3 separate regions of the Homo sapiens genome follow, and all the other regions are linked to region 3. Evidence: chromatin loops called from intact Hi-C (ENCODE). Cell type or tissue: endothelial cell of umbilical vein. All regions are shown on one strand. Each heading gives the region's core, and the rest is flanking DNA. Links, peaks and the distances in the headings are about the cores only. Region 1 has its middle 890 kb from the start of LINC01950. Region 2 has its middle 720 kb from the start of NIHCOLE. Region 3 has its middle 260 kb from the start of NIHCOLE.

The links. A loop is a pair of places that touch in the nucleus more often than their neighbours do. Peaks named below come from ENCODE experiments on the same cell type or tissue, not always from the same donor. Only the 100,000 strongest peaks of a DNase experiment are listed, where the experiment ranks them.
Region 1: it touches region 3 in a loop (13-fold over the local background); 5 of 110 quality-filtered maps call a loop at or near these places.
Region 2: a loop joins it to region 3, with 2.6 times the contacts of the local background. A loop is called at or near these places in 7 of 110 quality-filtered maps.

What each region holds. Positions count from the first base shown.
Region 1 is chr5:106,117,619-106,125,851 of GRCh38, forward strand. No RefSeq gene overlaps it. Among named protein-coding and RNA genes, the nearest start is that of LINC01950, 890 kb to the right of the region's middle. In endothelial cell of umbilical vein, for the core only: a CTCF peak has its summit at 4,589 (motif pointing left); no DNase peak of the experiment used is centred there.
Region 2 is chr5:104,796,556-104,804,788 of GRCh38, forward strand. No RefSeq gene overlaps it. Among named protein-coding and RNA genes, the nearest start is that of NIHCOLE, 720 kb to the left of the region's middle. In endothelial cell of umbilical vein, for the core only: a CTCF peak has its summit at 4,101 (motif pointing left); no DNase peak of the experiment used is centred there.
Region 3 is chr5:104,341,060-104,349,292 of GRCh38, forward strand. No RefSeq gene overlaps it. Among named protein-coding and RNA genes, the nearest start is that of NIHCOLE, 260 kb to the left of the region's middle. In endothelial cell of umbilical vein, for the core only: no CTCF peak of the experiment used is centred there; DNase peaks (open chromatin) are centred at 3,952 and 6,252.

The sequences.
Region 1 (8,233 bases), core at 2,178-7,177, 1.8 Mb after region 3:
TATGCAGCCACAATTAGTGGAAAAGGATTTAATCCAACAGAATTATACAAGCAATTACATACCAGATAGATAGTCCCCAGGTCTTGAGCACATGATGCCTGGAAGCACAACATACCATTTGCAGGCATCTCTCAGATAGGTTTTCTGTATTTGGTGGTGGTTATGTTATTAATAGCAAAGCAAGTGGCAGTGATGTCTAGAACATCAAAGATAGATTCCCACTGTTCTTTTGGTGCTTCAAGGTGATTGTCATTGGGAACGTGGACAGGCCTTGGTAATAGTGGAATTGTTTCCTGTTTTTGTTGTTTTTGTTTTTGTGTTTTTTGGCATTAGCCTACAAACTCAATAGTTGCTCTGGTGTTTTGCTACAGCATGAGCCTTTGCTAAAGCCATCAACTTATTATGGTCCCATTGGTTTTTCTGTGGGGAAAGGGGAAAAAAAGGACAATAACATATAAGAAAAAAGAAAAAAATGGCTGGGTGCAGTGGCTCCTGCCTGTAATCTCAGCACTTTGGGAGGCAGAGGTGGGCAGATCATTTGAAGTGAAGAGTTCAAGACCAGCCTGGCCAACATGGTGAAACCCCATCTCTACCAAATAATACAAAAAAAAAAAAAATTAGCTAGGCATGATGGTGCATACCTGTAATCCTGGCTATTTGGGAGGCTGAGGCAGGAGAATTGCTTGAACTTGGGAGGTGGAGGTTGCAATGAGCCGAGATCCCACCACTGCACTCCAGCCTGGGCCAGCCTGGGTGACAGAGTGAGACTGCATCTCAAAAAAAAAAAAAAAAAAAAAAAAAAAAAAAAAATATATATATATATATATATATATATACATATATAAGGTTTTCTTGACGGCAAAGAAGCTAAATCTTGATCTGTCATCTTTGAAAACTTGTCCACATCTAGGATGTCCTTTGATTCTGGGGAGAAACTTTCCTGGTCAGTTTTACCTTAAGATCTTCAACAATTTTACAGCTCCAAAAGTCTGAAAGGGAATACTTGAGTTGTGAGATAGACCTAAGATTCAAGGCCTTAATATTTTACTGCAGTATGGTTGGTAAGAACTTGGCATGGTCCCTTCCAACAAGGTTCAAGGGTAGTCTTTCCCTGATGTCATTTCCAGAAGACCTAATCACTGGGCTCTAGATTAGGAAGTTTGGTTGTCCTCAGTTGATGGATTAAAAAAGCTTCTTTTATCTGGAGAAAACACACCCTGGCATAAAGCATTAAAGCCCTGCAATAGTTTGGCAAGTGACTGTCAGAGCTTTTCTATAATACACAGCAAAGCTTCTATCCAACCAGAGAATATACAAACTATTATAAAAACATATTGATATCCCACTGATAGTGGCAATTAAATGAAATCTGTCTATCCAAATGGTCCACCAGGTGTCAGAAATGTCCCACCTAAAGTTGAAATTTTTTTACCATGTTTATGGGCTTGAAAAACTAAACATTGGTTACAAACCATTTTTGCAATTTTAGAAGAGTTTCCCTTCCAATGTTTTGAACAACAATATATCATTTGATCTACTTTATGATGAAATATGGAGTACAGAGTTTTCATAATGGAAGCATTAAGAACTCAGGAAGAACCAAGCAACTGTCTTAGTTGAGTTCACACTTAACATTGAACTTATATCCTTTTAGATACCAATTTTGTTTTTCAAAATCAGATGCCTAGGACTGTTTATTAAATAGATTATCATAGGTGACTTGACTTGGATCAATCTTCTGGAGTTTATTTCAGTTGCATATTCTAATAGTTTTAGTACTAAATAACTTAGCATAAAAACATACCAAGACATTTTCTTGGTATTAAATTAATGGTTGTTCTGATTGATATTGGGTTAACAGTTTTATGATCCAAACAGTCTCCTAATTAGAGCTCTAGAAATTCTTACCCAGTCCAATGGTATAATCTTAAAGTTATGAGAAACCCGTACTTTTTAGAGTCATTTACATGAATCTTCTTAAAGACAAAACACTTTCATATTATAGTTGCTAACAAAAGCTTCCAGTTAAGTACCAGAGTAAAATAATTAACTGACTTTGGATTACAATACTTAAATAGTTATGGTTAAATATCTTACTAAGGCTTATGATAATAATAATAATGTAATTGACAAGGAAAATTGGCTATATCTGTGGCATATAACATTTTATAATAACTAGAATTATGACTGATAATATTATACCAGGATTATCAGACTTCCTGAAATTTAATATAATTTCTGGAATACACACCAGTAGCATATTCATACCAACATAACAAAGAAGGCAAACATTCTTTTTTTTTTTTTTAACCCCTTACTGGTCTCCTTTTCTAGAATTTAGAAGGTGTTTGTGCACATTAATATGTGACTTTCACATGTAGCTTTTCTAATCCTGATTTACAGATAGTTGACAGTACATCCAGATGTGGCCCCTAAACAATTTTTGCTGCCCAACAGCAGTGACACCATAGGGCCAACACCCAACCTCTAATCTATGACTGGATGTGAAGCCCATATCAGGACCATGTCTCCCCACAAGTTCATGTCACTGACTCACTATGGGATGGAATCTAAGTGAAGATGAGAGGGACTGAGGGAAGGCATGGTGAGTGCAAGCAAACATGTCGGGCAGAGTGAGGAGAACATTAGCAACTCAAATGCCTGCCATTTCAGAAAAGAAGGAACACATAAATTGAGAATACCACTTTACCTAGTAAAAGCCAATCCTGACATTTTTTTCTTCCCTCTTTTGGACTTCTTCTTTGGGTAACATGAGGTTTTAGAAGTCCATCCTGAATGTCAAAAGTATGTCATTTAATGCTTAGAATAAACACAGTCCCTTCCTGCACCACGACCACACTCACGAGGAAGACCTCACCATATGGAAAGATGGTCCTCTGCTGCCCACTGTACCAGGGGAGATGAAGGGACAATAAACTTTTACAAGAAACCAACAAACACGTGTCTGACCTCTTTTTTCAGAACCCCTTATGTCCTGGTTAAACCCAGTTCTATGCCACAGCAGTGGGGAACTTGGCTGGACTGAGCTCCCCTTCAAGGCACAGACTAGGCCCTGACCAAACTTGATGCAGAGAATAACTCCCCTCCTGCCTCCAGGTTCACAGGCTGATCTCAGAAATGGAGGTCAATGAGCCATGATGTTCAATGCTGGATACAGATTAAAATCAACTTTAAATATTAAAGATGAGCCCCAACCTGACTAATTGAATAGTGTAGTGTTACAGCACAAAAGGATATATGTGCAGAATGCCTCATAACGCTAATGTGAAGCCAGGGTTGAGCACCACTCATAGGGGCAAGCTCAGCACACCTCCCGCCTTCTGGCTCTGCTCTCTTCTTGGGGTCTCATTGTCACCAATATCCAGACAGTGGGTGGTCAAGGAGAAGAAACATGCCAAACAGTCAATATGGACCAGGTGTGGGGGTGAGGATGTGGCTGAAATGGTGAGTGGGGAAGCTTCCTATGCGTCTTCCCTGCTGTGGTTCTCCCTTTGCTCTCCTCGTCACCAGTTGCTCTTGCTTTCTCTCCAACACCACCTTGTTCTGTCTGCCATGGCTCCAAAGCTTTCAGTCTCTCCCCTCACTCTCTTTCTGAGGTGCCTCCCCCTTAACTGTCCCCCTCTGTATTTTTCTCTCTTTTACCTCTTTGGAGATACAGTTTTTCTCTAAATTGCTCTTTTTCTTTTCTGCTCCTGCCACTTTTTTTTTTCTCTCTTCCTGTCTTCTTGCAAATTTCTCACCCATCTTCTAATTTGCCATCTGTTCATGATTCTTCCTTATTTTCTTTCTTCCTTCTCAGGTTGTCTATGATTCTTAGTTACTCTGTGTCTCTCTCCTTACATTAGTTCATTTATTGTGTTACCGTAAAGGAATACCTGAGACTGGATGACTTATAATGAAAAGAGGTTTAATTGGCTCACTGTTCTGCAGGCTGTACAAGCATAGCACCAACATTTGCCCAGCTTCTGGTGAGGCCTCAGAGAGCTTATAATCATAGCAGGAGGTGAAGGGGGAGCAGACATGTCACATGCAAGAGAGGGAGCAAGGAGGGAAAGTGTCACACTCTTTTGAACAACCAGATCTCTCATGAGCCAGAACTCACTCATCACCAAGGGTATGGTACTAAGCCATTCATGAGGGATCTGCTCCCATGATCCAAACCCATCCCACCAGGCCCCGCCTCCAACAATGGGGGTTACATTTCAACATGAGATTTGGAGGGGACATACATTGAAACCATATTACACCTGATCCCCTTTACACACATTCAAAAGGAGAAAGATGAAATAAAATGCCTGCATTCCAGAAAAGCACATTTCCAGCTGGTTGGAATTTGGGGCATAAGAGCATCAGATGGCACAGAACAGGCCCAGGTCACCTTTCTCAGCATGGAGGGGTGATTGCAAAGGGAAGGCTTGGGGGCAGAAGGACCTGGCCTGAGAAGGAGAAGGATATGAAGTGAGGGCCAGAGAAGTGGTGTCTCAGGTCAGGGGTGGAGTCTGCAGAATCCCAGGACCAAGAAGAGAACACCAGCACTCCTGGATTGGGGCTGCGGCACTGCCCTCTAGTGGCCGGCAAGGGGAAGTGTGCGTGGCGCAAGGGACGTTACCCCACCTCTCTGGTGAAGTTTTTTGTTTTGTTTTGTTTTTAATAATTTCAACTATTATTTTAGATTTAGGCAGGACATGTGCAAGTTTGCTCCATGGGTATACTGTATGTATACTATATGACACTGAGGTTAGGGTTACACATGATCCCATTACCAAGGTAGTGAGCATAGTACGCAACTGGAAATTTCTCAGTCCTTGCTGGCTCTGTGTCTTCCTGCTCTAGTAGCCTCCAGTGATTTTGCTCACATCATTATGTCCATGTGTACCCAACGTTTAGCTCCCACTTATAAGTGAGAACATGCAGTATGTGGTTTTCTGTTCCTGCATTAATTTCCTTGGGATAATAGCCTCCAGCTGCATCCATGCTGCAGCAAAGGACAGGATTTCATTCTTTTTCATGATTGTGTGATATTCCATGGTGTATATGTACCACATTTTCTTTATCCAATCCACCACTGATGGGGGCACCTAGGTTGATTCCATGTCTTTGCCTTTATGAATAGTTCTATAATGAACACATGAATGCATGTGTCCCTTTGGTAGAACAATTTATATTCCTTTGGATATATACTCAGTAATGAAATTGCTGGGTTGAATGGTAGTTCTTGTTTAAGGTCTTTGAGAAAATGGACTGCTTTACACAGTGACTGAACTAATTTACATTCCCACCAACCCTTTTCTCTGCATCTTCATCTTGGTGAAGACTTTAAACAGAAGGGTCAGGGGGAGAGTTTAGTAAAGGATCTTAAGTAGAAAAATAATGCAAAAGGAAGTGTCCATATGGCCTGAACACAAAAACTTAGAGGAAGAGATCAGCCTCAGAGCAATTTTAACTTGAAGCAAAACAACCTCCCGGCTCTCATGGCAACATCTAAGTTTAGTTGTGGTGGAGAGGCAGTGCATGCAGGGCCTTTAGGGTCAGTAGTGATCCTGAGATCCTGGGGGTAGAGAGCAGAGAATTGTGAAAAGCTGATTACAACTACATAGAGGAAAATCAGGCTCTTGAGTGTCATCCTTGCTCCATGTTATCTGCTTCCCTAAACATCATTTCTTATTTGACAAATCTCCTCATGCAAATTTAACAATATCGAATTAGTTTAATTAGTTTAACATCTCTCTTTTAGTAAGGAGGAGAGAGAATAAATTTTTGAAAGCTATTGTTGGGAACCTCTGGAAGATTGTAAAGTTAGTCCAAGTCAAAAAGACATAATTTAGAATTGGATTTTGGGAAGTTTGTCAAAAAATTAGATGTAAAACACTCGATTAAACAGGATTACAAGTCTCTCTGATAGTAGTCATTTATTTAACCAGAGTGATCATTAAAAAGACTTCAAAGGCAAATATGCAAAGTTACATAATTATAGAAAAATCTTAGCTCTTTTAATAGAGAGGATACAGTTTTCTTAAGTAACCAAAGACCTAATAAATTAAGAACAGACCAGTATTCTAAGAAAACTTTGTAGCCATGTACTTTCAATAGTAAGGTTGATCCTTTTCTTTTTCAGTAACTGTCTTAGTTTAATTTGAAGCACTGTAAGAGAATACCTAAGAATGGGTAATTGGTAAAGAATAGAGATTTATTGCCTCACAGTTCTGGCAGCTAGGAAGTTCAATATCAAGGGCCCAGCAGGTTTGGCAATTCTAATTCCAAGATGTCACCTTGAAGCTGCATCCTTAGGAGAGGAAGAATGCTTTGTCTTCACATAATGAAGACACAAGGGCATAGAGGCAAAAGAGAGATGAACTAGCCCTTTTATAGAGGCATTAATCTGACCCATGAGGGATCTGCCCTCTGCCCTCACGTCTATGGCCTAATCACTGTCCAACAGTCCCACCTCTTAATAATATTATAATGACAATTAAATTTCAACATGAGTTTTGGACGAGACAAACATTCAAACAAGAGCATCAACATATATACACGTGTGTGTGTATGTATGTGTATATATATATATATACATATATATATACATACACACACATATAGATATCCACTCAGCTCTTAGCCAGCTTTGCTACACATAGAATTCATTTTCCAAAATTTCTCTTCCCCGTATCTTCTAGAAATTTCTTATATCCATTCTGTTTGTCCTATACTGTTTCTATTTTCCACTGTGGAACAATCAATCATTCTGTTTTGGGGAAAAATATTTTTTTTTTTCTTAGCAAAGATATATCCTTCATACTTTATAACTTCACGTACCAAAAACATGTCTTACTTTTCTCAAATACAGAGTTGTTTTTCTTAATATTTCCAGTTTTAACTGTCTGTCAAACTAGCATTTTATAGACTGGCAAATCCATGAATCATAATTCCTAGAAGCATGTACTTCTTCATATTATATTTTTCAATGTGACACAGGACCTGTTTGCTAACAGACCCAAATATCTTTAGTTCCTCTATAGTAAGAACATTCAGTAATTAATGTTTCAGTATTTAAACTTATTTAGAAACTAACTAGATATTCAATTATTATCTATCATTTAATTTAGCAAAACTCTAAGGTTGTAAGTGATCAAGGAGATTTAGGAAGCTATTTTTTTCTTTCTTTTTTTTTTTTTTAGACAGAGTCTCACTCTTGTTGCTCAGGCTGGAGTACAATGCTGCGATCTCAGCTCACTGTAGCCTCTGCCTCCTGGGTTCAAGCAATTCTCCTGCCTCAGCCTCCTGAGTAGCTGGAATTACAGGCGCCCACAACCATGCCTGGCTAATTTTGTTTTGTATTTTTGGTAGAGACGGGGTTTCGCCATGTTGACCAGCCTGGTCTCGAACTCCTGACCTCACGTGATCTGCGCACCTCGGCCTCCCAAAGTGCTGGAATTACAGGTGTGAGCCATGGCGCCCATCCGGGAAGCTATTTTTAAGTAGGCATATTATAACACAAAACAAAGGTAGCCATTATCAAATTATTTCCCTCTTAGCCATTTTTGCAGAATATGATTGTTAGGCAGCCATCACAAAAGCAGGATTCTTAAAATGTTATATATTTGGGTTCGTTGTTTTACTGCTGTCCTTAATGTATATAAAGTAAGGGACACTGCACTTTCACTTGCACATTTCTTATGTTAAAACTCATAATTCTAGAGTCTTATATGTGTAGAAAACATTTCAAATTAGTTCCTAACTTTCTAAAAGTTTAAGGAATACTTAGCTTTTATAAGTGCTATGAAATAGAGCCAATTAAACAGAGCTGTTTTATAAATTAATTTTGGCAACATCATCTGGAGGTAGAAACTATTCCATATCTTTAACACACATACAGAGACACAAATAAACATAGAGACAGAAACAAATCTTACAACTTTCATTTAAAATCAGGTACTATAATGCAAAACACTAACTTATAGAATAATAGCTAAATATAAATTATGTTTTTAGAAGATGGGATAAATTAAGTTTACCTATAGAGATGGTCAAAGCTTTCTAGTAATAATTGTTGAAAAAAGAAGAGTTTTCATGTGCCAGTTTTCACATAGTTTCCTTTTGTCTTTCTCTTTTCTTATTCTACTTTTGGCGAATCATCTCTCTCAAATTTGCATTTCCAAAGGGATGGCTCTTAGGAAAACATGTATCAAAGGCACAGAGCTTAGACTCCAGACTT
Region 2 (8,233 bases), core at 1,544-6,543, 460 kb after region 3:
CCTTGTACTTTAAAGCAAATCATGAAATAGAATAGAGAGACATGAAATAACCCCAAATTCCTATATGAACTTAGTAGGTTAATGTCAAGTTATTTCAAATTGTGAGGGAAGTAGAAAGTGGTTATTTTAATACATGAGTTTCAGCCTTCTGGTTCATGATAGATGTATGAACAAAACAAAATATAGATAGATGCCTACTTCACTTCTTATACAATATTAAATTCCAGGTCAATAATAATTTAAAGTTAAAAATGAAAGTAGAAGGCTACTAGAGGAATATATAGGATAATTACTTTTTATGTATATTTAGATAAGGAGTCACTTTCTAAGCAGGGCCTGTAACTTGAAATTATATTTTTAAGCAAATAATTTAAGATGTCATAATTATGAATTTTCCAAATATAAACAAATTATTAAAATGACTCAGAAAAATATCTAAATCATCAATTTCACAAAGACATATTTTCTTAAAAATAAACAGATAAAATACCATTCAATGGTGAAATCGACATGAACATATAGTTTATTAAAAAATAAAAATTTACAGATTAAAAATATAAAACTTTGCCAGTCATGATGGTTCATGCCTGTAATCCCAACACTTTCAGAGGCCGAAACAGGAGGATTGGTTGAGTCCAGGACTTTGAGACCAGCCAGGGAAACATGATGAAACCCTGTCTCTATAAAAAACCACAAAAATCAGCCTGCCATGGTAGTGTGTGCCTGTAGTCCTAGCTCCAGAGGAGGCTGGGAGGTTGAGGCTGCAGTGAGCTGTGATCATGCTACTGCACTCCAGCCTGGGTGTCAGAATGAGACCCTGTCTCAAAAAAAAAAAAAAAAAAAAAAAAAGCCCATAAAAATTCTTCAGCTAGACACATTACACCACAAAACAGTCTTCATCAATTACAGCAATAATCATAAGTTTAGTAATACACAATGTCCTGAGTTTATGGAGAAATGATTATTCAAAAAGTGTTGATAAAATGTGTATCCACATTTAAAATACACCTTAATTTCAATCCCAAAATTCTACTGGTGTTGACTTATTCTACAGATAGGCTGTGTCTGTACAGAAAAAGTAAGACAATTTGGACTGCATGGAAGACAAAAAAAAAATAATAAAGAATAGAGATGATCTTAATGAATATTATGTAATAGCAAAAGACAGATATTTTTAAAAATCCATTAATAGGTACCAATTGAATAATCCAAGATAACTTCATAAAATTAGACAAAATAATACATAGTTATTTTGATTCCTTTTGAAGTGTAAGGTGGATCAATATCAATGATATGAATGATCTGCTAGTTATGTAGATCTAAAAAGGAATAGTGGAAGAGGGTATCGTTTATAGTATATGTTCCCTTTCTGTAAAAGTATAAATTTATAAATGAATGCACATTAGTTTTCATATATGAAGAATATTTGTGGAAGAATATTTAAAAGAAACTGTTAGCAGAATTATTTTTTGGGAATATATTACCATAAATCTGAAGTAATAGAGAAAAACTTACTAATTGTCTAATCTTTTGAATTCTTTGATGCATTTCCTTTTTAATAAAAGTAAATTGTCAATGGCATCTTATGTTTAAGTAACAACTAAAAAATAATAAAGGATATACAAAAATAAAACACGTAATATATTGTAGATGTTTTTCTAAGAAATTACTGTTTACTTTCAGCAGTTTGTTGACACTAAAACGTATAGTGTCTCAAAATAACTTGGTAGACATAGCCCCTTTTTCTTCAAAAGAGTATATTTCCCATAGTTTAAAGGAAGAACATACTAATCAAATCAGGAAAGCCCAGGCCTTTCATATTTGACCTTTTGTATTATTGGTATTTATAAGCTCAAGCCAAATTTTATGGCAATTTATTTACAGAGAAATATGAGAACTCTGCTGGAATGTAAGGATTCTGAATAGCAAATGCTCCTCTCCTAGATCCAGGATTAATTTCTTCTGTGATTTCAACTTTCATCCTTTACATTTTTATTTTAGTAAATTTTATGATATGTTGTCAATAGTGTTAGCATAACAGTTTAAGGTTTACTCTATTTATTTACATATAAATGTCTCTCTTTATATATCACATGTAGGAAATGGAAAAGTAATTTTCTCTCTGAATTTTATATACTGCTTTCTGTTTGTGAAAATGACTTGCCCTCTTCAGAGCACTGCATTTAGACTAGATCTGTTATCATTCACCATGCATAATGTATTCTTTCCCGTCTCCGTGCTACTTCTCCCGACTACAAGTGTTCAGACTTGTAATTAGTCCATCTTCCTCTTTTTTCTTCAATGGTATGGAGACTTTATAAAGTTAATTAAAATATCTTAATAAGAAATCCTCTTGCTTATCTGTTTTGTTTGTGAGCTATGTACAGCTTTACGGCTTTCTTGATATTATTTCCAAAGTCATATTCGTCTTTTCAAAAAGACTGTAATTATCTTAAGAGCAAAAGCAAGTTTCTTCTATTTAATTTACTTCACATACCATTTAGTAAAATACTTCATTAGGTTTTTTAACAAAATTTTAAATGCTTTTATTATATAATAAGGTAAGATTTATAAGAATGTCTTCATTATCAAATTAATTTTTCATACCACTAAAATTATAAGTGATAAGACATTCTCACTGGTCAAATATGCATTAGTATGCATATTTGCGTAGTAATTCTTGCAATTGCAGGACAATTCTCTAGGTAGCCTTGGACCAACTCAGTTCTCCTCTCTTTTCTTGTTTGTAGTTCTCAAGAAATTGTAGAATGTGCTGGACTGCAAAATCCTGAGATGGGGCTGTACTGGTGAGAACGATCTGGGATCTATTCTTCTCTCCCTTAGAAGCAGAATGTTCCTCCAGGTTTTAGCAGCATGTCATGTCGCCCCTGATGTATGTCACCCTTGGGTTTGCCCTTCATGATCCCTCAGCTGCAGTGCAAGTGGGGCACTCACAGTCAAGACTCCAACCACACTAAGCTGCTTTCCTCAGCCTTGGGAGACCAGCTCACAATAAATCCTAAGCCTCCGTTGTCCCTTGCTATCTACTTATAAGTAATACATCCACTTTGTGTAACTTGTACGCACTGGTGTTGTGTCTCACCAGATTCACACGAGTTTGTAATCAGTGCATCGTGAATCGACTTCATATATAAATAAGCTATCTAAAATAAATTTATAATAACTCATGCATAATAAAGTATAATTTACTTTTTCATGTATTCTCCTCCATTCTTTTTCCTATAAACATTTTAATGTATTTATAGTCATAATCTATATTTACTTGTTTGTTTCTTTTACTTTACTAACAACTTCAACATATGCTTTGCTAGATTACTTTTAAAAAGTCATAGAGTAATAATATTTGCATAATATTTTATTACTTACAATATCTTACATCTATTAAAGCAAATGTGTGTGCGCATGTTGGGCATTTAGGTTGGCTTCATTGTTTCCATGTAATCTATATTTTTGTATAAATGTACATTCAATGAAGTTTTTTGGTACATGGGGGTCTCTATAGACTAGATTTCAAACAGTGATAATAGTTGATCAAAATCTGTTACTTTCAAGACTATGAAACACTGGAACACACAATTGTTAATATGTGTCTTTCAAAAATCTCGATTGTAGCTGTTTTTCTAAGAAATTACTGTTTACTTTCAGCGGTTTGTTGACACTAAAACATATCTGTACTGCATGTCTCAAGATGAATTGGTGCCCCTAAAAGAGCAAAAGATGCCAGATACAACAGGAAAATTGGAAACATTAATTTTAAATGATGATTTTTAAAAGCATATCTGGTTTAGAAGTAAAGATGTTTTAATGGGCAGTTAAGATGTTATGTTGGTTTAAAAAAAAAAAAATTCCCCCAAGATGGCTGATTACAGACATCAGATGCCTGTTCTCTTCAGAAAGAAGAACCAAAGTTACAGGTGAATGATCATAGCCTGAGTGGAATACTGAGAGAAGAGTTCCAAGACCTCAGCACATCCTACCATGTGCTCCCTCTGCCACCCATGTCAGCATATGTGCTTCTGTTCATCTTTGGGGAATTTGTGGGCAAGCTGGCTTTTACTCCTCAGTGCCACCTACCGGACAACAGATTGGTTGGGCAATTCTGTAATTGCACAACCAAGTTAAAAATCGGTTGACAGAAAGGCATAGTGCTGGCGAATGAGATAAGCTTCCCGAGACCTCCACACTTGAAACCCCACAGAAGATAGTGAGCCAGCTCACATGCTCAGTACATGGCTACAATAATCCACATTAGAGAAGACCACTGTCCTAAAGCTACCTATAACCAAGGAACTCATATATGGCCTTGGCACCCTAAAGTCACAGAAAATTGAAGCCAAATGATCATACACAATAGACATTACAGTCACACCCTCAAAGGGGGAATTGTCTCATCCAAATGAAAGTAAATTAAAAAATAACAAGTGACAGGTTTTCCAGATGATTAGGATCAGTGCAAGAACTCTAACAGCACAAAAACCCAAAATATCTCGACACCCAAAAGATCACAATAGCTCTCTAGCAATAAATCCTAATCAAAATGAAAATTCTGAAATGACAGATAAATAAGTCAAAATGCAGATTGTAAGAAAGCTCAATGAGGTCAATGAGAAAGTTGAAAACCAACAGAAAGAAATCAGGAAAACAATTCAGGATATGAATGAAAAAAATACTGAAGAAATGGATATTTAAAAAAATACAGAACTTCTAGGAATAAAAAATTCATTGAAGGAATCACAAAATATGAAAGTTTTAACAATAGACTAAATCAAGCAGAAGAAAAATTTTAGAGATTGAAGACCAGTCCTTAAAATTAACCTAGTCAGGCAAAAATAAATAAATAAATACATAAAATAAAAAAAATAAAAAAATGAACAAAGCCTTCAAGAAATATGGGATTATGTAAAGTGACCCAGACATATTAAGTACACATTCTTGCGAAGAAGGAGACAAAAAAGGCTTAGGAAATGTATTTTACACAATTCAGGAAAAGCTCCCTGGTTAGGGAAAGAATTAGACATTCAGACACTAGAACTCAAAGACCACCTGGCAGATTCTCTGCAAGACTAACCTCATCAAAGCATATAGCCATCGGTTTACCCAACATCAAAGTGAAGGAAAAAATCCTAAAAGTATCTGGAGAAAAGTGTCTAATCACTTATAAAGGAAGTTCCATCAGACATACAGCATAAACTGTAAGTGGGTACAGAACAAGCCAGAAGAGATTGCCGCACTATCTTCAGCCTTCTTAAATAAAAAACATGCCTGCCAATAATTTCATATCCGGACAAACTAAGCTTTATAGATGAAGAAGAAACAAAGTCATTCCCAGAGAAGCAAAAGCTAAAGAAATGTGTCACCACTAGGCTAATCCTACAAGAAATACACAAAGGAATTCTAAATGTGGAAATGAAAAGGTGATATTTGCCATTATAAAAGCACACATAAGTTCAAAGCTCACAAATCCTATAAAGCAATTACACAATTGAGACTACGAAGCAACTGGGTAGCAGCATTATGACAGGAACAAAAGTTCAAACATCAGTATTAACCTTGAACATCAATGGCCTACATGCATCACTTAAAACATACAGACAGGCAAATTGGGTTAAGAAAACAAACAAGCAAACAAAACATGTTCCAAACATTTGTTGGCTATAAGAGACTCACCTAATGGTTAAAGACACCTACAGATTCAAAGTAAAGGGGTGGAAAAATGTACACTACATGATGGAAAACAAAAATGAGTGGGAGTAGCTATACTTAGATAAAACAGACTTTAAATCAACAACAGTAAAATTTAGACAAAGAAGGTCATTATATAATGAGGAAGTGTTCAATTCGGTAAGAAGACATAATTGTTTTCAATATACATGCACCCAGACTTATAAAACAAACACTACTAGACTTAAGAAAAGAGAAACAGTAATACAATAACAGTGAGGAACTTCAACACCACACTGATAACACTAAGACATCATTGAGGCAGAAAATCAACAAAGAATCTCTGGATTTAAACTGGACTCTATACCAAACAGACCTAATAGACATTTACAGATATCTATCAAACACTTGCAGAATATACACTTTTCTTATCTGCACATGGAACATTCTTCAAAATAGACCACGTGGTTGGCCATAAAATAAATCTCAATGAAGTTAAAAAGAATTAAAATAATATCAAATATCTTTTCAGACAAAAGTGGCATAACATTAGAAGTCAATAATAAGAGGAACTTTCAAAACTTTACTAATACATGGAAACTAAACAACTTGATCCTGGATGATCTTTGGGGGAATGATGAAGAAATAAAAAAAATTGAAATAAAAAAATGGAGCTGAAACATTCAAAACTTTTGGGATACAACCAAAGAAGTGCTAAGAGGAAAAAGTTTAAAGCATTAAATGTCTAAATTAAACAGATGGAAGGAAATATCTCAAATTAACAACCTAACATTACATCTCAGGAAACTGGATAAACAAGAACAAACCAAACCCAGAGCTAGCAGGAGATAAGAAATAACAAATACCTGAGTAGAAGTAAATGAGAATGAAACAACAACAACAAAAATGATAAAAAGGATCAATGAAGCAAAAAGTTGACTCTATGAAAACCTAAACAAAATTGATAGACTGATAGCTAGATCAACCAAGAAAAAATAGAGGATACGTAAATAAACATAATCAGAAAGGATAAAGGTGGCATTATAACCAATACCACAGATATACCAAAGATCATCAGAGATTATCATGAGCATCCCCATGTGCACAAACTAGAAAACCTTGAGAAAATTGAAAATTCCTGGAGACATACACCCTTCCAAGATTGAACCAGGATGTAACTGAAATCTTGACCAGACAAATAGCAAGGAATGGAATCGAATAAGTTATTTTATAAAAATCTCCCAAGCATAAAAAGCCCAGGACCTGATGAATTCACAGGCAAATGTTACTATACACACACAGGAGAGCTGGTACAAATCTTTCTGAAATTATTCCAAAAAATTGAGAAGAGATTTCTATCCAACTCATTCTACAAAATCAATTCACCGTGATGCCAAAATTAGTCAAGGACACAACCACAAAATAAAACTACAGGGTTGTATTTCTGATTAATATAGATGCAAATGTCCTCAACAAAATATTAGCAAACCAAAATCAATAGCACATGAAAAAGATAATACATCATTATCAAATGGGGTTTATTCCAGAAATACAAGGATGAGTTGGCATACATTAATCAATAAGTGTGATTCACCACATAAACATAACTTAAAACAAAAACCATATGGTTGTCTCAATGCAGAAAAAGCATTCAATAAAATCCAACATTTCTTCATGATAAAATGCTCAACAAACTAGGCATTGAGGAACATACCTCAAAATAATAAAAGGCATACAGAGCACACCCACAGCCAACATCAGACTGGATATAGAAAAGTTGAATGCCTTTTGCCTAAGAACTGGAATAATACAAGAGTGCCCAATCTTATCAGTCTTGTTCAACATAGTGCTTGAAATCCTAACCAAGTAACCAGGTAGGAGAAACAATGCAGGGCTTCCAAATTAGAAAAGAGGAAGTCAAATTATCTTTATTCCCTGATTACATGATCTTATAATTAGAAAATCATAAGACTACTCTAATCATAAGACTACTCTAAAAGACTACTAGATTTGATAAATGACTTCATTACAGTTTCAGGATGCAAAATCAACATACAACAATCAGTAGTATTTCTATACAGCAATAACGCTTAAGCTGAGAATGAACTCAAAAATGCAATCCCATTGACAATAGCCACAAAAAACTAAAGTACCTAGGAATATATTTAACCAAAGAGGTGAAAAATATGTACAAGGAGAACTACAAAACACTAATGAAATAAATCAAATATGACACAAACAAATGGAAAAATATCCCATGCTCATCGACTAAAATAATCAACATTGTTAAAATAACCATGCTACCCAAAGCAATATATAGATTCAATGCAATTTCTATAATTTACCAATATCATTTTTCACAGATTTAGAAAAAAAATCCTAAGATTAATAAGGAACCAAAAGAGAGCCATAACAGTCAAAGCAATCCTAAGCAAAAATAGCAAAGCTGGAGGCATCACATTACTTGACTTCAAATTATGCTACAAGGCAATAGTAATCAAAATAGCATGGTGCTTGTACAAAATGGAGACATAGATCAATCAAACAGAAT
Region 3 (8,233 bases), core at 1,259-6,258:
TTCTATATTTTCTATTAAACTTCTATATTTCTATTAAACTTATTTCTATAATTTCTAACTTATAAAAAATATTAAATTAGGACTTTTTCTCCTACGATTGTTACACACCAATGTTTAATATGCATTCCCTTCATCACCCGTTAGTCACACATATGCATATACAACAAATAGTATCGGCTGAATTTCTAATTTCTTTTTCTGTTTCTCTTTGTTTCACATTTATCTGAAACAGTAGAACAAAATTGAACACTGCATATAATAAGAAGCCAAACTGTATTCTTAGAGCTGTATTATCCGTATACTATTGAGGGAGTAATTTAATATCAATTATTAATTGGAGGATTATACAACAATTTAATACTAAAATAAAATTTCTTTGATACCACATAATTGTATGCTTCTTTCTTCCAGTTAATAAAGCACTGTTGTGGCTATTTTGTTTGTCTATCTCATTTTTCCTATTGAAAATCTGATACCCATTTTGAAGGAAAAAAAAAAACTGGGACTAGAGAGGTTAAGTCATGGATTCACTACTATGTAGCTGATAAGTGGTGGAACTAAAATTCTAAGTCAAACTGTGAATCCAGAGAATGTGTCCTCTTAATCACCATGGAATAATTTTAACTCAGGTTTCCATATAATAAGCTCTAATGAGTAAGTAGTATAGACCACTGGTGGATGCAGCAGAAATAGAAGGAAAGTAGAAATTACTATACATTGAAGCTCTTGTAAGATCATTTCAAAGTAATAAAAAGCTAGAGCAATTTAGTCTGGGTTTGAAGGTTGAGGTCTACTTCTAGAGAAATAAGAATGCCAGTTAAGAGGACAAAGTTTGAAACTACTTGGTCTGCCTTAGAATAAAGTAGAATATTCAATCCAACCACTCCTGGTTAAGTCCAGACCTTCCCAGTATCCTTGACCCAACTCCAACACTCCATGTCCTCTCTGAGGCAGAGGGGTTCTCACATACTCCCTGCCTCTCCAATATCTAGAGCTGAAGCCAAGCTGGAGTGTCATCACTAGAAATGGATATGAAATGTGGTTGAACATAATATTTTTCCAAACTAGTGTTTACCAAAGATTGTTTTGTAGCAAAGATAATCTTGTAAGAAAAGGCCTGAGGAATTTGGGAAATGCTGCAATGTACATCTTCTTTTTGAAAAATATAATGTGTATTAAAAATAGTTACATAAGATGTTCTTCAGCAATATTTGTTGAGCACATTTTTAAAAAATGAATTTTACAATAATATATTTTCTACGCAACACTGATTAGCATTTTATGTTAAGGAATATTGATGCAAACATATTCCTTTCCATATCAAACTTTTAATCATATTTATAACACTTTTTCATTTGTTGATATTTATTTCTTAATAAAATCACAAGTTTACAATCAGATGAAAAAAGTACAAATATGAAATTACATTTTAATATTCTTATTATTTTTTGTTGTGAAGTGCCTTTGATTTCATTTGACAAAACTTGCCTATTCAAAACTTGGAAACTAAAATTTGATCAGTGCAGAGCTAAGTATAAAATATATATGTATACACACACACACATTTGTTTTAAAGGTTAAATATATAATTGTTATATAAATATAAATATAAACAAATATATATATAAATATAAAATATATGTATTTGTTTTAAAAGTTACATAGTTGTCCTTCCAAATGCCTAATACAGACACATGCACTATTTATCATGATATGAATGTTTGGGAAGTATCTATGTTTCTGGCAAAATAGCCTGGATTCATAGTTCCAAGTTTTCTATTCATCAAGAAAACCGAATACATATCATTAGAACAGTGTGAAAAGCTAAGCTCAATTATACTCCTCAGTGTGAGTTATACACAGACCTTCCCAGGTTTCATTTTTATGAGCTTCATTCCATTCAGCAACTGTATCAAAAGAGGATTAAAACCTGAAAGATATGGAGGGTAGAACAGAGCTCTGCTGAGGGAACTCCCTGAGCACTAGCACTTGAAAATGTTTGGCCCTGATGAAAATGAAAATGATTGTCAGATTTCATAAGAACCTCGAGCCTGGAGGTGATAGAAGCCTGAGTTTACTTCTAATTGGAAAAAAAAAAAAAAGCAAGATCACAAAAATAGGCTTTTCTATTTGAATTTGCTTTAATGTGGCCAATTAAATTATAATATCCTATGCCTTGTCAGTCATTGTTTTAAATACAGAGATGTTAAAAATGCTACGAGAGTCCTATATTTTCTAATAATTATTATAAAGCCAAAATATATATACATTTTCATTAATCTTCTGTAAATACCATTTCAAAAATGCAAATATGTTATAAAATGCTATGCTTAAAATTATGTATCCCCACATGCTTCTGCTGTCCATTTCAATCCTTGAGGCTGTGCAAGGGTAGGCTGCCTCTATTAATAAAATCAAACCTACATTTTCTTATGTTTAACACAGGAAGGATTTCCAGAAATAAAGTAGGTGGAGCAAGTGGCACTAGCTCTGTCATTCTGCAATTTATTTTCTCTTGATGCCTTTCATTCGTTTTCTCTGCCATTAACAAGCAGTTTGCCTGGGATGCACAATTCACCATTTAACTGTCTGCCCCAGTAGTACACCAAAACTGCTTTCATAGAAGACATTTTAAACTACCAAAGGACTTTTTTAAAGACCGTAAAGAAAAAGAGAGATTTAGGCACAAATCATGTATCTATTAAATACTAGGGCTCCTAAAATAGAGTTTTGGCACTTACCATATCAAGCATGCTCCTGGTAACATAAATGCCACCCAGATTCAACTGATTCTCTTCAAACATTTCTGTGTTAAGCTTCAAATTGTGACACGAATTTATAGTCATCTAGCTAACCTGTGTTCCTTCAAAATCCAAACCGACCTTGACATGTAGGATCCTGTCCTGATATGCATGAATTAGGAATTATTTCTTGACTCTCTTGACACCTTCATGATTGTGAACAATTATATTACTATTCTCAAAGGTTTCTTCTTTCCCTGTGGAAAAAATATATTTTCTCACCTTGTAGATGTCAGGCATGGCCACCTTGCCCTGTGACTTATAATGCCCCTTCCTGTGAAGATGATGCTCATCCCACTCCAGTGATACCAATTTTGTCCATGTGACTTGCTAGACAAGTGAAATATGAATGGAAGAAGTATTTGCCACTTCTGGGCAGGGTGGTGAAGAGTCATCATTTTTTTCTACAATCTTTGATTCCTTCAACAATAATGGAGATAAGATTGTCCCATAGGTCTTGATACAAAAGCATTTGAACCGTGATAGATATATAACATGAGGGAGATAAAAGAAACAAATTCATATACTATTGAATTTCACTAAAATTTTTGAGGTCATTTGTTACCACAATGTAATTTATCTTAGTCTGACCAATACGGTGGTCAAGACAAAGAAAGGTATTTTCTATTCTGGAGGCTATTGGCTCTGACTTATATGTTTTACATTTCCATTTTAAGAAGTTTCTTTGCTATTTCTTCTTCTCACTACTGAAACAATGACAGAAACTTTTTATCATATATGCAGCTAGTATCTATGGGGGATACATTCCAAAACCCCCATTGGATACCTGAAACCATGGATAATAATGAACCCTATAGGTACTGCTATATATTTTCCTCTACATACATACCTATGGTAAAGTTTAATTTATACATTAGGCACAGTGAGATTAACAACAATAATTAGTAGTAAAATAGAAAAAGTATAACAGTATAACAAAAGTTATATGGAATGTGTTCTCTCTCTCTCTCTAAATATTATACTCACCCTTCTTGTGATGATATAAAATTATACAATGCCTACATCATAAGTTGAATGAGGTGAATGACATAGGCATTGTGACTTAGAATTAAGCTCCTGGTGATCCTCTGAGGACATATGCCAAACAAGGGGATGATTCATGTCCTGGACAGGACAGAGTGGGAGGGCATGAGATTTCATCACGCTACTCAGAACAATGTGCAATTTAAAACCTATGAATTGTGTATTCCCTGAATTTTCCATTTAATATTTTCAGACCGCAGTTGATGGTGAGTAACTGAAACCATGGAAAACAAAACAGAGGATGGAAGGACTGCCATATATTAAAATCTGAGTAAACATTATACTAACCATATAAATAATTGTGAGTCAAAAAATACTGTTTTCATACAAAATAATACATTGATTTCACAACTGAGTCATTAAAATTTTGTGTGTAGAAAATGAAACAGCCACGGAGGGAACTAACAGATCATTTTGAGGAGTATCAGCTTAGTGGTAGAGCTGAAAAGCCCACTGACTGCCCTGCACATTCTGGCACGGCATTGCAGAAATCATCCTGCTTGAACTGGTCAGTCTATTCACAGCGAGGTGAGGCTTCCCGCTGATGCATCTGATTGCTCTCTGGTACTTGATGCAGATGTAAAGGGGAATAGATATAGCTTTTTGCTTGCAGTCAAAGCCTGCCTGTGGTTATTGGGCATGCCCAGCTCTGACAGTCGTTTTTAATCTTCTGCACATGATAAGAGAGAGGCAATGACAGCAGTAAGGAGATAGTGGTTTCACCACAGGGATTGAACCTAAAAATCAGAAAATCCAGGACAACTATAATTCAAGTTAGTTTGACTTCCACCATCAATCCCTATGACCATTATGAATCAGGCTTATTCTGGCCTTCTAGCCCCTTGCAGGGGCCAAACTTTCTGAAGAGTGAGCCTTCCTTCCGGTCGACATGTTCCACTCTGAGAACTTTCACATTACTGTTTTTCTAGCTCTGCTCAGTGTACTACCTCCTCAAGTCACACATTCACACTCACACACTCACAAACACACACACATCTTTCTAAGTCACTCTATTCATTTTCAGCAAGAAATTATGAAGCAAATTATTCTGAAGATATTTCTGCTTGAGCAATAGATATAAATCACATTCCTTTCATTCATGACAGAATTATTTAGATAATAGAGCAGAAATGACAAAGGAGATGTTTTGGCAGTCATAAGTTGCAATTGCTTTTATGCCTAAATCCTGTGGTTGCAATTAAAAAAAGCATACATCATACAACATTAAATTTAGTACTTATCATAATGAACTACATATTTTGAGTGACTTTCAAATTTATTAATATTTACTCCATGTATACATCAACCAAAATAAAAGTTACAAAGGTTTAACTTTTTAAAAAACATGGTGTCTTTTGTTTCATTTTTACTGAATATTCCCATTTATATCAAAAATAGGCTAAATTTTTGAAGCTGAAGGAAAAATAAGACAAACCTGGTTTCTAATTTTACCAGAATAACTATAGCATATTGTAGAATTTGGAAAATTTCAGTTTGTCTTATTAATTGTAGATCACATTTCTTCAGAATTCGATCATGTTTCTGATAAAGGTGGGGATGACTTACAGTAACTCAGTCTCAATTATAATGCTTTGCTCAATGTTTATTTACTGATTAAATTATTTTACTTCTTTTAAATAAAACAAAAATATTATTTTCTTAAAATTTAATAGGCTGTGTAGAGAACATCTAGCTTAAAAGGTAAATTGTTTCTAGAATTATTCTAATAATATTTGTTATAAATGTTTCCCAGAATTATTCTAATATTTGTTATAAGTAAATCCAATAGCAAATATCACACTGTAACCTGCCCCCTTTCAAAATTTATAAGCAGTTAACATAATTTTGATTTTTTAATTTAGAATGTATTATGCATTATCTTAAATGTGCTATTTCATCTCCTGAAATAATAGCTACCAAAACATTTATGAGGCATATATATTTTTGTTCAGATGGCTAAAGTTTATAGCTTATATTAAAGGCATTAGTTTAATTTTTATAATTAAGGCATAAAATGAAAATATGCTATCATGTTCCTCAATGACATACCTCAAGAAAGATCATAAAACTATATTAGACAAATATAAGTACTCAATTTCAAACTTTATCAAACTTAAATATACTGGTATATTAGTTGCCTTGAGAGAACAACATGGGTTTCTCAGAGCAATAAATAAAAGTAGTATTTTCATTGATTTTGCAGCAGAATCGAGCAAAATACTGATTAATTGTCCAATAATTGCTAGTCAATCAATTTCTTCATTTGAGTTTCTCTGTGTCTGTGTGCATGTGTGTGTGCACAGGTTGAAGACATGTAGGAACAGATGTCTAAATAATTCAGGAAACTAAATTTTTACTAGCTTTTTATTTATGTTTACTTGTCTTAAGGGGGCAGCAAAGCCACACAAAGCATTGGATAGTATTAAATTCATCTTATGTGTCTCGAACTAAAATTATATGCAAGCATTTATATGATAATAGAAGTTAAAGACAATGTGGTGATGTTTCTCATTTCAGGTCTTTATGAAAAAGTGTTTTAGTAGGATAGCATCTTTTCTGGAATCTATTAAAGATGCACAATTTACCCATTTATCCAAGTATCTGCTATATGTCACAGCAGTTTAGTAGGACAGGTATAAGATGGTTGTTGCTACCATGAACTGTGGTTGCATAAGAATGTTTTCACAAGCATAATTCATATACAATTGCTTTCTTTAGTCATTACTAAAGCCTAGAGAATGTAAAATGTTAAAAAGAAGATGGAAATTTCATTCATGTTTCTTAAGAAGCAGTAGGTTCTATACTGACATGTTGATTCATAAATGACTTAAATACAACTTGGTTTATCTAATACAATTTGATTTCTAAATACCTTCCAGATTATTCTCAAAGTAATTTCAAACATGTGTTTCTATGACTAGACAATAGAAGTTGTAAAGTAATCTACACCTTTTCCCAAAAAGAACTTTACCATTGGAAAATTATTAAACTCTATTAAAATCACCAGGCAGCTATTTGTACTAGTCCTATACCTCTGTATTAGTCCATTTTCATGCTGCCTATAAAGACATACCCAAGACTGGGTAATTTATACAGGAAAAAGGGTTTAATGGACTTATAGTTCCACATGGCTGGGAGGCCTCATAATCATGGCAGAAGACAAGGAGTAGCAAGTCACATCTTACAGAGATGGGAGCAGGCAAAGAGAGAGCTTGTGCAGAGAAACTCCCAATTTTAAAACCATCATATCTCATGAGACCCATTCACTATCATAAGAACAGCATGGAAAAGACCTGCCCCCATGATTCAATCATCTCCCACCAGGTCCCTTCGACATCATGTGGGAATTATGGGAGCTACTGAATGAGATTTGGGTGGGGAAACAGAGCCAAGCCTTATCAAGCTCTGAAGCATTCATTATAATAAGTGCAAATTTAAATGATTATTATAAACCTTTTCAACCAATTCAAATATTTCCATTCAATCTAAAGCAATTCAAACAAAGCATAAGAATATATAAAATTGATGCAAATACACCTGAGAATGTATACTTGGATAACATATATGTGTATATGTACATCTGTATATATCTTACAAAGCAATATAATAAAATTTTAAGCATTATACCAATTCTTCAATAAGGTCACACATTTATGTTTACATGTAGTTCTATCAAGCCTCGTGGTTTGGCTTTTAAACCCTCAGTGGATTAAAAGCAATGAATAAAAAATTGTAGGCAAGCCCGCAGGAAAACATGAAGTGATACAACATACATTATGTGTCAAATCAAAAAAGCGATTTAAAAAAATCACACATAGGCACTTCAACAAATTCCAGGCAATATAGTGTAAGAATAGTTTTAGAAAGCTAAATAATTCTTGGCTAGAAGCATAATCTGCTTTGCCATCTTATATAATAATTGAAGTTAAAGATCATTATGTTGTCTTCTAGAAAAGCTTAAATTATATTTAAATTAGTACTTAATAAAGCAATAAATAAATATCCAGATGCTATTTTTAATAGTTCAAAATTGGAAATAACCTAAATACTCTTTGGTATATCTGCATGTTAGTATAATATATAATACCCATTAAGTATCAGTTATTTTTCAATAATTGGTTAAATTAAAAATTAATATATTAGGTTAAAATGCAGAATAAAAAGAATATATTTAATAAGAAATTCAATTTAGTAAAATATATTTCATATTTAATAACTAATTATAATAAAATGCTTTATTTTGTTTATTACAACAGCATCTGGCCTGAGAATACATATGAATGCTAGAGTTTTATGAAACATTATTAATAAATAGAACTTTAGAAGCATTGATGCATTTTGACTTGTCAAATACATGCTACCCATTCATTCTTTTTTGCTTTGAACAA